2 separate regions of the Homo sapiens genome follow, and region 1 is linked to region 2. Evidence: chromatin contacts called from ENCODE Hi-C data. All regions are on one chromosome and are shown on one strand. Each heading gives the region's core, a stretch centred on a gene start or an enhancer-like site at or near the end of the contact. The rest is flanking DNA. Distances are from core to core; before and after follow the strand shown. Region 1 holds the start of HERC5 (HECT and RLD domain containing E3 ubiquitin protein ligase 5). Region 2 holds the start of DMP1 (dentin matrix acidic phosphoprotein 1).

Region 1 (6,692 bases), core at 1,823-4,322, 810 kb before region 2:
AATATTACAGAAAAATTACCTTTTGAGAGTGCAAGAGAATGGTAATCTCCACATGTGATCTGAATTATTTTTTTTTCTTGTAAAATGCTTTCAAACCTGATGAAGGAAAATACACTTTGTGTTAATCACCATAATGAAAGTTACAACATGGATTTTAGAACTATTAATAGTATTTAATTAGAAATGAAGCTCAAGAAAAAACTTTCAATTTACTGCATCACATTCAGTACATCTAAAATTATTTTTTAAATACTATGTTTTAATTAAGAAAAAATATGCATTACATAATTATAATAAAATATTATGCAAACAATTTTAGGATGCAGGAATAAATGCAAGATGAAAATGAGTTCTAATTCATATAATCTACTAGGGAAAAGTCTCACAAATTATTTCATGATAATGTGTATTTTTTCTAGGTTAAAAACTTTTATTTCCAGAAATTTAACTTATAGGATTATTGTGAGGATCAAATGAGTTAATGAATAGGAAAGTCCAATTTAGGGCTAGGCAGACTATTTAATCATTTCCTTTAAATGCCAAAACAACACATGATACCTGCCCTGGGGGACATAAGGACTTTACTGGTCAGTTCAGAATTTATTATTTACTTAAGATGCTACTATATAAAGCAGGGGACAAGAATCAGATATTTCCTACAGAAATTATTATTGTCTTTTGATTAAAATTAATTTTTAATAAAAGAAAAAAGTTCCCTACCTTAGATGTTTCATGCTATAGTTGTCATACTCAAATGGTTTTCCATCTGATGAGAGAATCAGCATGTGCTCTGCTCCTTGGTCCACGGAATGTATCTTCATGTTTTTTCCTAATTTAATGCATTCTACAGAGCAAATCCAACCAGGAACTATTGTCACTTTGATTATTACCCACTGTATTACTAACTTCATTATAATACACTTAAAACATCTGGGAAAAATTTCAACTAGACAAGCTTTGACTTACCATGAACTTCTCTTAAGAAAATTCAGGTAGGCAAAGCAAATCAGGAAAGACAACGGTCTTGACATAGATTTTTTTTAATTAGAAAAAATATTGATGTATACTTTGTTGTAAATGGAACATACCCTTAAAATATCCAATTAAATATCTGCTTTTAGGTTCTTGTTTATTAAGACGAACGAAATTTGAAATGACAAAGATGAAAAGGTCTATAAGAAAATATAACTTTAAGACAACATAATCTCATTTCAAGAACAAATAGTGTATTCTGAAACACATTCCTTTCTCCCAAAAAGCAAATAACAGTAATAAACACTTCCCGACAGTTACCAATAGAAACCAATGCCTATATTCTTAAAAGGAAGGATTATGTTTGGGGGACTATCTTTAAAGAGGATGCTGTTGAAAACATTTTTCATTGGCATTAGTGCACATTTGGCCCTTTCTGAAGTTAAGAGATTAAACTGTCCACTAGTAAAAATGTACTCTTATTTAATTTGTTCACAAAAATTAAACTAGGATAGTTTTGGGACCTTGTTTCATCTTCAGTGCTAATGAAATAGAATCTATTCGTGTAAAAATCTCAAAGCACAAACCATATTACAAATGCTAGGGGAACCAAAACAGTTTGGTAATAAGAAATGGTCCAGCAGACTAACGGTTTCTTTTAAAGAGTCTCAGCATTTCAAATCAGTTGAAAAAAAGGAAGTATTAAGAAATGGTATTGGGACATAGGCTAAGCCTTTGGAAAAGCAAATAAATCTAGCTCCCCTCCTACCTCAGTACTGAAAATTCCAAGCGTACGAAAAATTTTAACTTAAAAAAAAAAACCTTAAAATTACTACAAAAATGAGTACATTTTTTAAAACACTGGGAGTGTGGATAGCTTTCCAGCCTAACATAAAACCCATAAGCCTTAACAGACAAAAAAATTGACAGACTACCCCCCAAAAAATGCACTAAAAACAACATGCACAAAAGGCAAAGTGAGAAAAATATTACATGTACGACGTGCAAAAGGCTATTCTTATTCAATATTCAAATACCTCTTCCATACAAATAAGAAAAAGATTTAACAACTCAAATTTCTAAAAGCCAGGCAAAGATAAACAGGCAATTTACCGAAAAAGGAACGCAAACGTCCAGTAGTTAAACGCAAAATAAACTCGCAGCAAGATACCAATTTCTTCACTCCACAGATGGGCAAAATTTTAAAGAACGCGGGCAACTATTTCCCCCACTTCGATGAGAATGTGGGAGAAGTGCAACTGAAGGCCAAGGTAAAATCCCATCACTGAGAACGACTCCCAAAGTTGGAGCAGTGACTACTTTCTCAAAACGAGACAGTGGGAGATGCGGCGGGCGGGGGACGGGGGTACAAACTTGAACAGAAACCTATGAGAAAGCCAGACTGGCTAAAAGGATGAAGACGGTGCCCGCATGCCCCGCACCGGCCACTTTGCTGAGCGGAGGATCCGCTGGTCGCCAGTATCCCGCTCACCCCGCGCCTGACACTGACCGGGATAAAAGACAGCTCAGGTGCGCCGTCGGCGAAACTATCCGAGCCAGGCGCGCGTCTGCGGCCTTCTGGGCTCTCCTCCCTCAGGCGCGGACCCCCGGCTGCCCGCCCCTCACAGCCCTCAGCCCTCACCCCTCACAGCCCTCACAGCCCTCACACACCAGCCCCACTCACTCGGCGTCCGGGCGCCGCCGCTCCCGGCGAGCAGCTGGTGAACCTGGACGCCCGCCCCGCCGCGTTCCAAGACCGCGAGGCGCCCCGGCGAGCAGCAGAGTTGGCGCGTCACCTCCACCCTCCGGAGCAGCGCGCGGTGGAGGCCCGCGGCGCTGGGAAAGAGCCAGAGCTGTGCGCCCGGAGACTTCGCGGGCTGGGTCGCGGCGGCCTTGCCCGCGGTCGAGCGCCCGTTGCGCCGCGACTTCCTCCGCGACCTCCGCTCCATCGCCGCTTTGCGGGGTCCCAGGCCCAGAGGCGAGAGGAGAGAACGCCTGGTCCCGGGACTGAGCGCGCCCACTGCCTCAGGCGTTGCGCTGCAGAGCGGGAACCAGCTGCGCGCAGCTGCGTGGCGTCGGGGAACCGCAGCCTCAGCTACTGAGCCCCTGCCGGGACGCCACGCCCCCCACGTGCTGTTTGGGGGCGGGGCCTGCAGCTCCAGTGGAAAACGAAACATAATGTTTGTTGTTGTTTTTAGGGGGCGGAATCGAAAAGGAAAAGGAAACTGTAATGAGAGTGACTTGGCAGGCGGCCAAAGGCAACAGGTCGTTGGCTGGGGTAAAGGCCGATGGGCTGGACTGAGAAAGTGTCCCCGGGCGGGCAGCGGCCACCTTAACTCCTGGACGGAATGGCTTTCGAGGAAACGCTGCAGTTCCACTAGGAGGCACCCTGACACACGCATTTCCAGAGGGAGGGATAACGGAAGCCAAAGTTTGTTAAGCGTTGTGCGCCGCGGCCGGGCGCGGTGATTCACGCCTGTAATCCCAGCACTTTGGGGGGCCGAGGCGGGCGGATCACGACGTCAGGAGATCGAGACCATTCTGGCTAACACGGTGAAACCCCGTCTCTACTAAAAATACAAAAACAAAATTAGCTGGGCGTGGTGGCGGGCGCCTGTAGTCCCAGCTACTCGGGAGGCTGAGGTGGGAGAATGGCGGGAACCCGGGAGGCGGAGTTTGCAGTGAGCCGAGATTGCGCCACTGCACTCCAGCCTGGGCGACAGAGCGAGACTATGTATCAAAAAAAAAAATGCGTTGTGCGCCGGGCTGAAACCGGCATAAAACTGGGCAGAGCTATGCAGGCAGCTACCCTCCCCCCCACCCCTACCCCCACCCCCACCCCCCTCGTGCCCGCTCCGCTACGTATTCCCGTATTCCCGGGTGCCTGGCAACAGTGATGTGCTTTAGGCCTTTTTTAGAATGCATACAAACGGAACCATATCTAAGTGATGTCTGGCTTTTTTAACTTAGCACAATGCTTTGAGATTCATACTATTGTGTTTAATTAGTAATTCATTTGTGTTATTGTTGAATGGTAGTCTATCATATGGGTAAGCCACAGTTTATTTATCCATTCACCAATTGATGGGCCTGTCGGTTGTAGGGAACAGGAGAAAACTTCCCCTTTGCCCTCTGAAGGGTCACCGAAAATCAACTGACAAGGCTGGGCCTGGGCTCCTGCCTGTAACCCCAGCCCTTTTTTAGCCCAAGGCAGGAGGATCTCTTCTTTGTGAAGTGTGTATTCAAATCTTTTGACCATTTATTTATTAGCTAGCTTGACTTTTTATCTAAGAGTTCTTTATATATTATTGAGTTCTTTATATGTTTCATACCATGTTCTTTATTAGCTATACGTTTTGAAATGTTTTCTACCTGTCTGTGGCTTGCCTCTTCATTTTAAGTGTCTTTTGAAGCACTGAAGTTTTCAATTTTGATGTAATTTATCCATTTTTTTCTTTTACATAGTTCATACCTTTTTTGTCCTACTTAAGACATTTTTGCTAAATTCAAGATTATAAGATTTCCTCATTTGTTACCTTCTGGAAGTTTTATAATTGTTGGTCTTCATTATATTTAAAATGAATTATTCTTTATAGTATCGATAGATGCTGGAGGCAGATAAGGGAGGGTCCCTGGAGAATCTCTGACCTGCCTCACAAGCTTTTGTGCAGCTGAGGAAGCCTGCCCAGGGTCTTGTCTGGGCATGCCCACAAGGGACTTGGGGGCCCACTGCACCAGGAGAGTGGGGTGCAGCCAGAGGGAATTCAGCCTTATGCAGCAGGGATGAGCAAGAAGTCTTCAGCTTGTGTGTGTTGGCCTGTTATTCAGTCTGTGAGCTGGGAGCCTGTTGGCAGGACCCTCCTTGTTTTTTTGCTAAGAGCTTTTAATAAATGCCACTCTTCACCTTGCAATGTATTCACATGCCTAATTGTTCCTGGTCATGAGACAAGAACCTGGATTTTAGCTGAGCTAAGGAGCAAAAATTCCTGCATCAGTATGAGGTAAGAATAAAGGTTCTTTTTTTTCCTTATGGATTTCCAGTCGTTCCAGCTTGCCTATCCCCATGGAATTGCCTTGGCATCCCTGTCAAAACTCAGCTGGCCGTATATTATAACCTCAGAGCCAGCCCAAACTGGCCCTACTCTGTTGATAACAAAATGGCCAGTTACCCTGTAGGTATAACAGAGCCAAAACTGCAAGTTATGTAGACTGGGCATGTGCCATGGAAAAAGCTTTGACCTCTAACAATGAAACGGGAAAGGTTCCCTTGTCCCCTTCGTAGGGCATGCGGCAGTGGGAGTGGGTCGCTTCTTCAGTGCCCCACTGCTCACACCTCTAGGGGAGCATACAGACAGGCAGGTTTTGGGGCTCCAACCCCACGCCAGTGTCTAGGGGTGGATGTTTACTGCTCCTGAAGCACCAGTGGGCTGTGCTACTGTGTGCTTTTTTAGTTTTGCTGTCTATAGGCACTTGTGTTAACCAGCTCAATTAGACCCTCTACCTTGTCACAAGGACAGAAGACTTTCTGTATCCCAGGTTCTTGCCTTGGTGTACCAGAAGAATTGTATCACATGTGGGCTTAGAGAATGAGTGCACGGTTTTATTGAGTGGAAGTAGCTCTCAGCAGATGGGGGAGCCAGAAGGGAGTTGGTTTTCCCCTGGAGTTGAGCCGCTCAGCGGCCCAGGCTGTCCTCCGACTGCCCTGGCCAAACTCCGCATTGTTCTGCTGGTCGATGGCCTGCCAGTGCTAGTGCCTTTAGAATGGTACTTGCCACACAGTACCTACTATAAGTAATTATTCAATGAATTAATGAATCCCTTAACATTCAGATTTTTCAAATAAATTATTCAGCACTTTGCTAAAATAAAAACTCTAGAGATATTCCTGAATATAAAATATATATCTAGCAAGGTTAGGGATATAGGAAATGTTGCTTTACATAACATTGTTTTATTAAAAATATTATTCTTGGCTCACACCTGTAATCCCAGCACTTGGGAGGCAAGGCAGGAGAATTTCTTAAGCCCAGGATTTCAAGACCAGCCTGGGCAACATAGTGAGACCTCGTCTCTTAAAAAAAAATTATTCTTGATTCATCACTTTATTATTTATCCAAACATTTTTCAACTAATTCTCTTTTTTTAAATTGTAAATTGGCAATTTATAATTGTATACATTTATGGGGAACAAAGTGATCTTATAATTTATGAATAACAATGTGGAATAATTAAATCAAGCTAGTTCCCACATCCATCACCTCAAATACTTAACAATTTTTGTGGTGAAAACATTTGAAATTTTATCTCTTCGGTATTTTGAAAAGTGCAATACTGTATTGTTAATTATATTTACCACACTGTGCAATCGAACTCAAAAAAAAAAGAATGAACACATTCATCTCGTTTCTGGGTTAAGTGTTCTGATGGTGAGGTGTCCAGGTCTTGGCACATTGAACAAAGAATTGAACAACACACATGAACAAGCGGTGAAGGAGTGAATTTATGAAAGTGGAAGATAGTGGGCCGGGCGCAGTGGCTCACACCTGTAATCCCAGCACTTTGGGAGGCCGAGACGGGCGGATCACGAGGTCAGGACATCGAGACCATCCTGGCTAACGCGGTGAAACCCCGTCTCTACTAAAAATACAAAAAAATTAGCTGGGTGTGGTGGCGGGCGCCTGTAGTCCCAGCTACTTGGGAGGCTGAGGCAGGAGAATGGC
Region 2 (7,002 bases), core at 2,803-5,302:
ATTCTCCCCTGAGACTAACCATAGAAACTAGAATCCCTCTTTCCCAAAGGCAGGTTATAGAAACCAGAACCTCTTTTCCCCAAAGCCAGCAATAAAACCTGAAAATATTACCCTAAGTCCCCCTGTCTTTCTGTGTAACAACTGGCCTTAAAGAAATTCTCTGACCCCCCTAGTTTAATTGTATGTCATAAGACCCGCATTGCAGAGAAGGTCCTGTCCCATATCAAGAAGGAAGAAATGCTGCACGGAGAGGCCAAGAAGAATCTGGACAGGCTTTGCTGGGCCACCCCACTTGGTCTACTAGTATAAGGTCAAAACCTTTTTGTCCAATCATATTTCTACATGGCTGCCCATGTTTTGTTGGACATAAGCATAAAGATGGACAGTTTCTCCTGTATCTTTAGGTCTTCGTTCTGAAGGCTCCTGTGTCACATAAAAATAATTTTGTATTCCTTTTCTCCTATTAATCTATATTTTGTCAGTTGATTTTCAGCAAACCTTCAGAGGGTGAGGGGGAAGTTTTCCCTTGGCCCCTAAAATAATGATAGGAGTTAAAAGCCAAAGATTCTCAACCCTAAATATATATTACTATCAACTGGGAAGAGTTTTAAAAATGCCAATGCACAAATCCCATCCCAGGGCAATAAATCCATTCACTTGGGTGGGCACAGGAATAGGTTTGTTTTTAAAGTTCCACAAGAGATTTTAACACTTGATCTAAGAATTAAAAATATCATAATTAACCAGGCTTGGTGGCACGTGCCTGTAGTCCCAGCTACTCAGGAGGCTGAGTGGGGAGAATTCTTTGAGCCAGGGAGGTTGAAGCTGCACTGAGCCATGATCGTGCCACTCCACACCTGTTTGGGTGACAGAGCAAGACCCTATCTCAAAAAAAAAGTATATATATATATATATATATATATATATATATATATATATATATATCACTCGATAATGCCTGAATATGCTGAATATTGTCTGAAACATTGGGCTCAAGAAGTCATCTAATCTTATTTTTAATGTATTCAATAAAATAATAGAAATCCTAAGATAAGGAGCCTGAACAGGCTTCTCATTTCTGCTTTCACACAACTCAAATGGTCAAACAACCTCTCATGTATATTATGGGCATTATCTCTCCTCAGCATAGTTATTCTTAATTTGTGCTACTTTCTTTATTCTAATTCGCATAGTGTATATCAGTCCTTATGTTTGATACTATCTTAATTTCTTTTAAAAATCCTTCAATTAATATCAACAGAGAAAAACATATGAAAATGCTTAACTATACCAAAATCAAGCTTAATTTAATAGATGTTACTTCTCTTTAGATACCACAATCAAAACTTTTTAAAAAATGTGTTAGGTTTATTTCTTCAGGAAAGCAAAATTTTCTCAAATATGATATTCTCAAAATAACCCTTTCAATGCTTTCAGTTTCACAGATCAAATGAAAGTTACCTCATCATTTTAATTTTCAAAGTGAAATTTGAATAGGGTTATAATTTCATGATTCTCTGAAAGCTAGCAAATGTTAGAGCCTTGACAGAAGGTCAATGACTATTGAATTCTCTTGTATTTTCTTTAGCTTCTCTAATCTAAATAATTAGAAAACTGGGGATGCCATTGTGCATTTATTCTAAACCAATGAACGTTGTGTTTTCTCACAAAGAAGTGCATGCCCCAAGTGCTCAAGTTTCTTAGGGATGGAAGATTCTAAAACACAAGAAAGATGCCCTAACTTGCTCAGGATTCTAGAAATACTCGTTAGCATCCTGACCTAAAGCAATAATTTCCCAGATGCAAGTCTAGTAAACTAAAATAAAAGACACTCTAGAGTTCTGAGAGAGCTGATGTTGCCACCCAAAAAATATAGTCCAACTGTAAGCATTAAAGAAAATCAGATCTTAAACCCCTTGTTAGGTTTGCATTTGGTATTTCTGATAAAAATAATTATAATTTTGTGAAGTGCATTTCCAAACAAGAGCTCCAAACTTTTATAAACATTTTGGCTACTATTCAAAAAAGAGTAGAAGCAGATAGGCAGTAGCCATATTCTGAATAATAAATGTGAACCACAGCTACAAGCCTGCAATTAAAAGTCCAGAACTTTGAGTTCTTCTTCAGTGATTGGTTAATGTTATTTCTACATTCTACATGCTGTCATTCTACAGTGAGATGACGTAACAAAAGGAAATAAACAACTTGAGTTCCATCCATTTGGAAGGCGGTGTATTAGAGAATTTCTGCCCCTGTGAATTGTTTTCATAGAGTTGAAAAGAGCCAAATGTTTAGAATGTGGAGAGGGAAACTAAAGTCAAGATTTCAGGTGTGTAGCCAAAACTTCTTTCGGCTCTTAAGTAAGGAAATTTGTTCTAGCATTTTCTCAAGGTTAAGATACATTTGTAAAATATATATCTTCTTTTATGTAAACCAAAATGAAGGAAATAGGCCAAAAGAAGAAAATAAAGGTTTGAAAAGTCATAGACTCTTTTTTCTTTTGGAAAACAATTCATCATATTAATTTGCTTTATTTGTCTTAGTATTGTTATCTTCAAGAACACAACTGAACAATACATTCATTCATTAGCAGTCAGTAAATATTTATGAACATGCAATGTGTTAGGCACTTTTCTAGCCCATATTCTCAAAACCAACAATTTAAGAAACTCTAATATTTTGGTAGCTTTCTCCATGTACAACCTGTAAATGTACATTAGCAGGAAACTTTAATAATAATAAACAATAATAATAAAATAAGTTGGTTTTATAATAATAAAATTAACCAGAATCCAACTAACTAGAACCTGCTAGAATTTGTTTTCTTATTACTCTTTGAAAATAGAATCAAACTTGGCCAGGATATGAACTCTACCAGGAATCCAGAGAAACAAACAAACCAAAAAAAAATCCAATTCTTCCTATTGTATGTGTCTTCAGGTCAATTACGATGAATCCAATATTATATGCTTTTAATCACAGGAATATACCTCTGAGGTGCCCCCAAAATTAAATATAGATTTGGAAGGCCTCTAAGCATCTGAGGCACATTGTTTTACATCACCATTTTCAGGTAGGTAAGTGGACTAATACCCTTTAGAAAATAGTTTGTTCGCATTTTTAAACAACAAAGTTAAAATAAGATAGTCAAGCCTCAGTTAAACAGAAAGTATGGTTAACCACAAGTTACTGCTCTTAAGGAAGACAAGTTGCTAAAACACATGGACTCTTCTAAACGTCACACAGATGAAGAAGTGCACTAAATACAGTAAATAAAAATACATATGGACATTTTAAAATATATGTTTTAAAATGCAATATTTTAAAATATAATTATATTCAACATTTATTGAATTCTAACTGTATTCAAGGCATCATGCTAACATGAATACAAAAAACATAATTATCACACCCTCAGTTATTTCAGTAGTTTAATCATCTTTTAGTTACTTATGCAGTTCATAATAAATGTTACTAGATGCTCTCTAGATGAATAACATTTTAATTTAAAAAAAATTCTTTTTAAAGTCCTGCCATTCAATAAGTTTAGCTTTTTTTTCACAATCTTGTAGGTTGCAAACATTCCCTTATTCATGAAACACACTGTAAAAGTTTTATACGTTTTGCTAATTAAAACTAAATTTCAAAATGACCTTCCATCTGCCTCCTGTTCTATAAACTATCCCTTTTAGAAGTGTCATGCAGAGATCTAATTAAAGCATTACCAAGAAAAACACCTGGCTGTATTGTCTTAACATGTCATTTTCATATCATTATTTACTGTGGCATAAACAACAGGCACAAAAATAGGAACTGTTTTTACCCAAAGCGCAGCTCTCCCATCTCTCTCTACATGGTATAATGCCTCAAACATGTATACATATTTAATATTTTCCAAACAACCAGCAAAAGTCATTTTAAAAAATTAAATGATGAAAATGACTTACCCTCCGTAGTTCACAAAGAATTTTTTCAAAAAGTCTCAAAAATCAGGTTGATGTTCTCAAAGAGGAAATCTATGCCCAATGAAGCCACTCTTGTGTTGATATTCTGGACACTTCTCTGATGGTGCAGGAATTTAAACTCTGCTGCAGCTCTTCATAGCCAATCAACCTCAGGCTGGGGGTGACTGACATCACAAGGTGTCACCGGGACCCCGGTACACCCACACTTCCTCCAGCTGGCAGAGGCACATTTTCCCTAAAAAGCTCTTGTGGTTCCCAAATGACTAGACTAGTTTCCATTAAATTGAAGATCTTCCCAAAACTTTATTTTGATTTCTAAATATATGTCATTCACATTCAGGCAGTCTTATGAACAATGACAATGTCTTCTACCCACCGACAGATCCCAGCAGACCCAAGGATGGGAAAGGCGGAGGCAGGGGTGGGTAGAAAGTTTCCTGTTAATGTACATTTCCAGGTTGTACATGGAGAAAGCTACTAAAATACTAGAGTTCCTTAAATTGTTGGTTTTGAGAATATGGGCTTTTATTTCTTCCTTTTTCCTCTTTTAACAACCTCTACTACTCACCTCCTTTTCCTCTCATCTCCCCACCCCCATATACACACAAAGTTCCCAAACTCCTACTAATCTAATAAAGCGTCCACTAAAGTACCCCCCTTAAGTAGCTATTGTGTTATTCAAGAAATTTAGATCTAACACTTAACACTTAATCATTCCCTGTTTGCCACATTTTAATGATTCTTTGAAATCAGAATTGGATTAAGGGGAATACTAGCTGGGTAGCATCCAAGGAAACTAATCTTGAAGGGACTCTGTGCCACCACTGAAAATGTAATGAAATGGATAAAATGATATTTACCAAAACATTTTCGAGGAAGCGTACTAAAAGTTGTAGGGAGCTGGAAATGGGTTTGGCAATTTCCCAGGAGCGTGTTCAAGTGACGGCAGGATGGCCACTGAACAAGAATTTAGAGAATATCAGCTGCTGGACCTTAATTTCCTTAAGAGTAGGGATGTTTGCTTGTCTACTGATCTATAATCAGTGCCTGGATACCTAGAACAGTTCTTAATAATCACTCAGTACTCTTTGAATGACTGAGTGGATTGGCTTGAAAATTAGCCAAACTATTAACTTGATTACAGTATCTGCATAACTCACTGTAACTTTTAAAAAAATGCTTTAATTGTTAAAAAAAAAATTGAGCTGATGCTCCTAACATGGATCTAGAAAATTAGAGTGCCCAATTTATTCAGGCAACTAATGTCAGATATATGGATTATCAACATATTTAGTGTGAACTATAATATGCGGGGGAGGGTGGTGCAGACAATGAGGAAAGAGATGTCTATTTTCATTTAGGGTTGATTAGAAAGCCAAAGTCCATATGGGGAAGCTATAAATTCCCTGTGATTTGCTCTGGTTCTGAATTACACTCTCTGATGGTTTCATGGGTCTTAACTGAGATCTATGCTAGAAGAACCTTATAATCTTATGACAGAATTGGATTCTGGGCAGATTTGGGCAGATTGCATTACAAGACATTATTTTAGACTCTCTTCAAATCCCTACATAAAAACAGAGGAGCAATTAGATAACAAAATTGAAAACTGTGGATAACATTTACAATAAAACTAGGCATTTTTGTTATCTATTGCTATATCAAAAACCACTTCAATACTTTGCATTTTAAAACAACTACCATTTTCTTATCTCTCACAGCTAGCATTGTAGTCATCTGAAGACTCAGTTGGGGCAGAACATTTCAGATGCCACTTTCATAGTTGTTACCTGAGAGCTCAGCTGGAGCTGTAATTCTGAGCACTTTAGTTCTTTACATGGCCTCTCCTTGGCTTGGCCTTCTCACAACCTGAAGGCTGGGGGCCAAGAGTTCCTAGAATATCATTTTTCCATATTCTGTTGGTCAATCAATCACAAGGAGATCTCAGATTCATAAGGAGAAATACTCTCTACCTTTTGGTGTCAGATCAGGATGCACATGTATAGGGAGCAGAGGAAACGTTGAGGTAGTTTTTGATTAGTTACCACCCCTTATGACAAGTTATATCCACTAACTCCAAGGTGACTAAGGACAAAGTCCACAACTGCCACAAGACCTAGAGAGTCTATGCAGGAGTGAGCGGAGGAAAGCAGCAGGAAATCTGATGAACATGAGAACAGCAGAACCCAAAGCAGTCAAGAATTATTGCTGATGGGTGCCAATGGTTCATAGCACAGCTGAAGGATCTAGACCAGTCTAGCCCCTAAGGATTCTAAGCCACTACAGCTGCTTTCTAAGACAGACTCACATACAGGAGAAACTTCTGGGAGTGGAATAAAAATTGCACAGGATATAGACAATAGAGAAGACACAGATAAATATGGGAGAGGGGAATGGATCCAAGAAATCTTAGAAAGCTGCTATTTTTTTTTAACATAACACGAAAGCAACAGAAGAGGGAGCCGTGTGAAGTTTGAAAGTTACCCTGAACCACATTTCTTTCTAAAAGTACAGGAAAACCACTTTCATATAAAACAAACAGCAAAAAACTATGAAGGTTAAATCCCATAGGAGCAGAATAACAACCTGATAGACAAAGTATGCTTAAAAGACATAATTAAATAATAAATTAAAACCCTAAGCTTCTATTTTTAAAATAGTAAAGAAGTATCAAGAAAATGACACAATAGGTGAAAAAAATACATGGAAACTAGAATAATTCAGAAAATAAATATCAGGACTCAGGAAAATATTAGCATGAAAGAAAAAATTATTTTAGAAATGAAAACTAATCTAGAGGGAACACAAAAGAGAATAAATATAATAGGTAATTATTCAATGGAAGTAGAAGGCAAAAAAGAGGGAAATATTTTAAAGTTAAAAAAATAAATAAATAAAAAGTATTTGGGAAAAAGTGAATTATATTAAAGATTGGCAAAGAACATCCAAATTGTAGATTATAGGAGGCCTAAAGAAGATAACAAAAGTGAGAGAACAGCAGAAGTACTAAAAAACAAACGAATAACAAACATATCAT

Evidence for each region. Hi-C counts contacts between places; a loop is a spot of excess contacts on that map.
Region 1: a map of endothelial cell of umbilical vein shows a loop between it and region 2 (2.9-fold over the local background). The contact joins the promoter of HERC5 here to the promoter of DMP1 in region 2. A Hi-C loop is called at or near these places in 1 of 168 maps with a recorded cell type or tissue (endothelial cell of umbilical vein).

What each region holds. Positions count from the first base shown.
Region 1 is chr4:88,453,499-88,460,190 of GRCh38, reverse strand. HERC5 (HECT and RLD domain containing E3 ubiquitin protein ligase 5) reads right to left here and starts at 3,072. Exons shown (of 23, transcript NM_016323.4): 1 at 2,657-3,072; 2 at 721-844; 3 at 20-96. The coding sequence starts at 2,921. All of the region lies in intron 1 of LOC102723458 (a long non-coding RNA gene), which reads left to right. RefSeq lists an enhancer at 3,013-3,442.
Region 2 is chr4:87,647,330-87,654,331 of GRCh38, reverse strand. DMP1 (dentin matrix acidic phosphoprotein 1) reads right to left here and starts at 4,052. Exons shown (of 6, transcript NM_004407.4): 1 at 3,948-4,052. The region is part of intron 3 of DMP1-AS1 (DMP1 and DSPP antisense RNA 1); the gene reads left to right.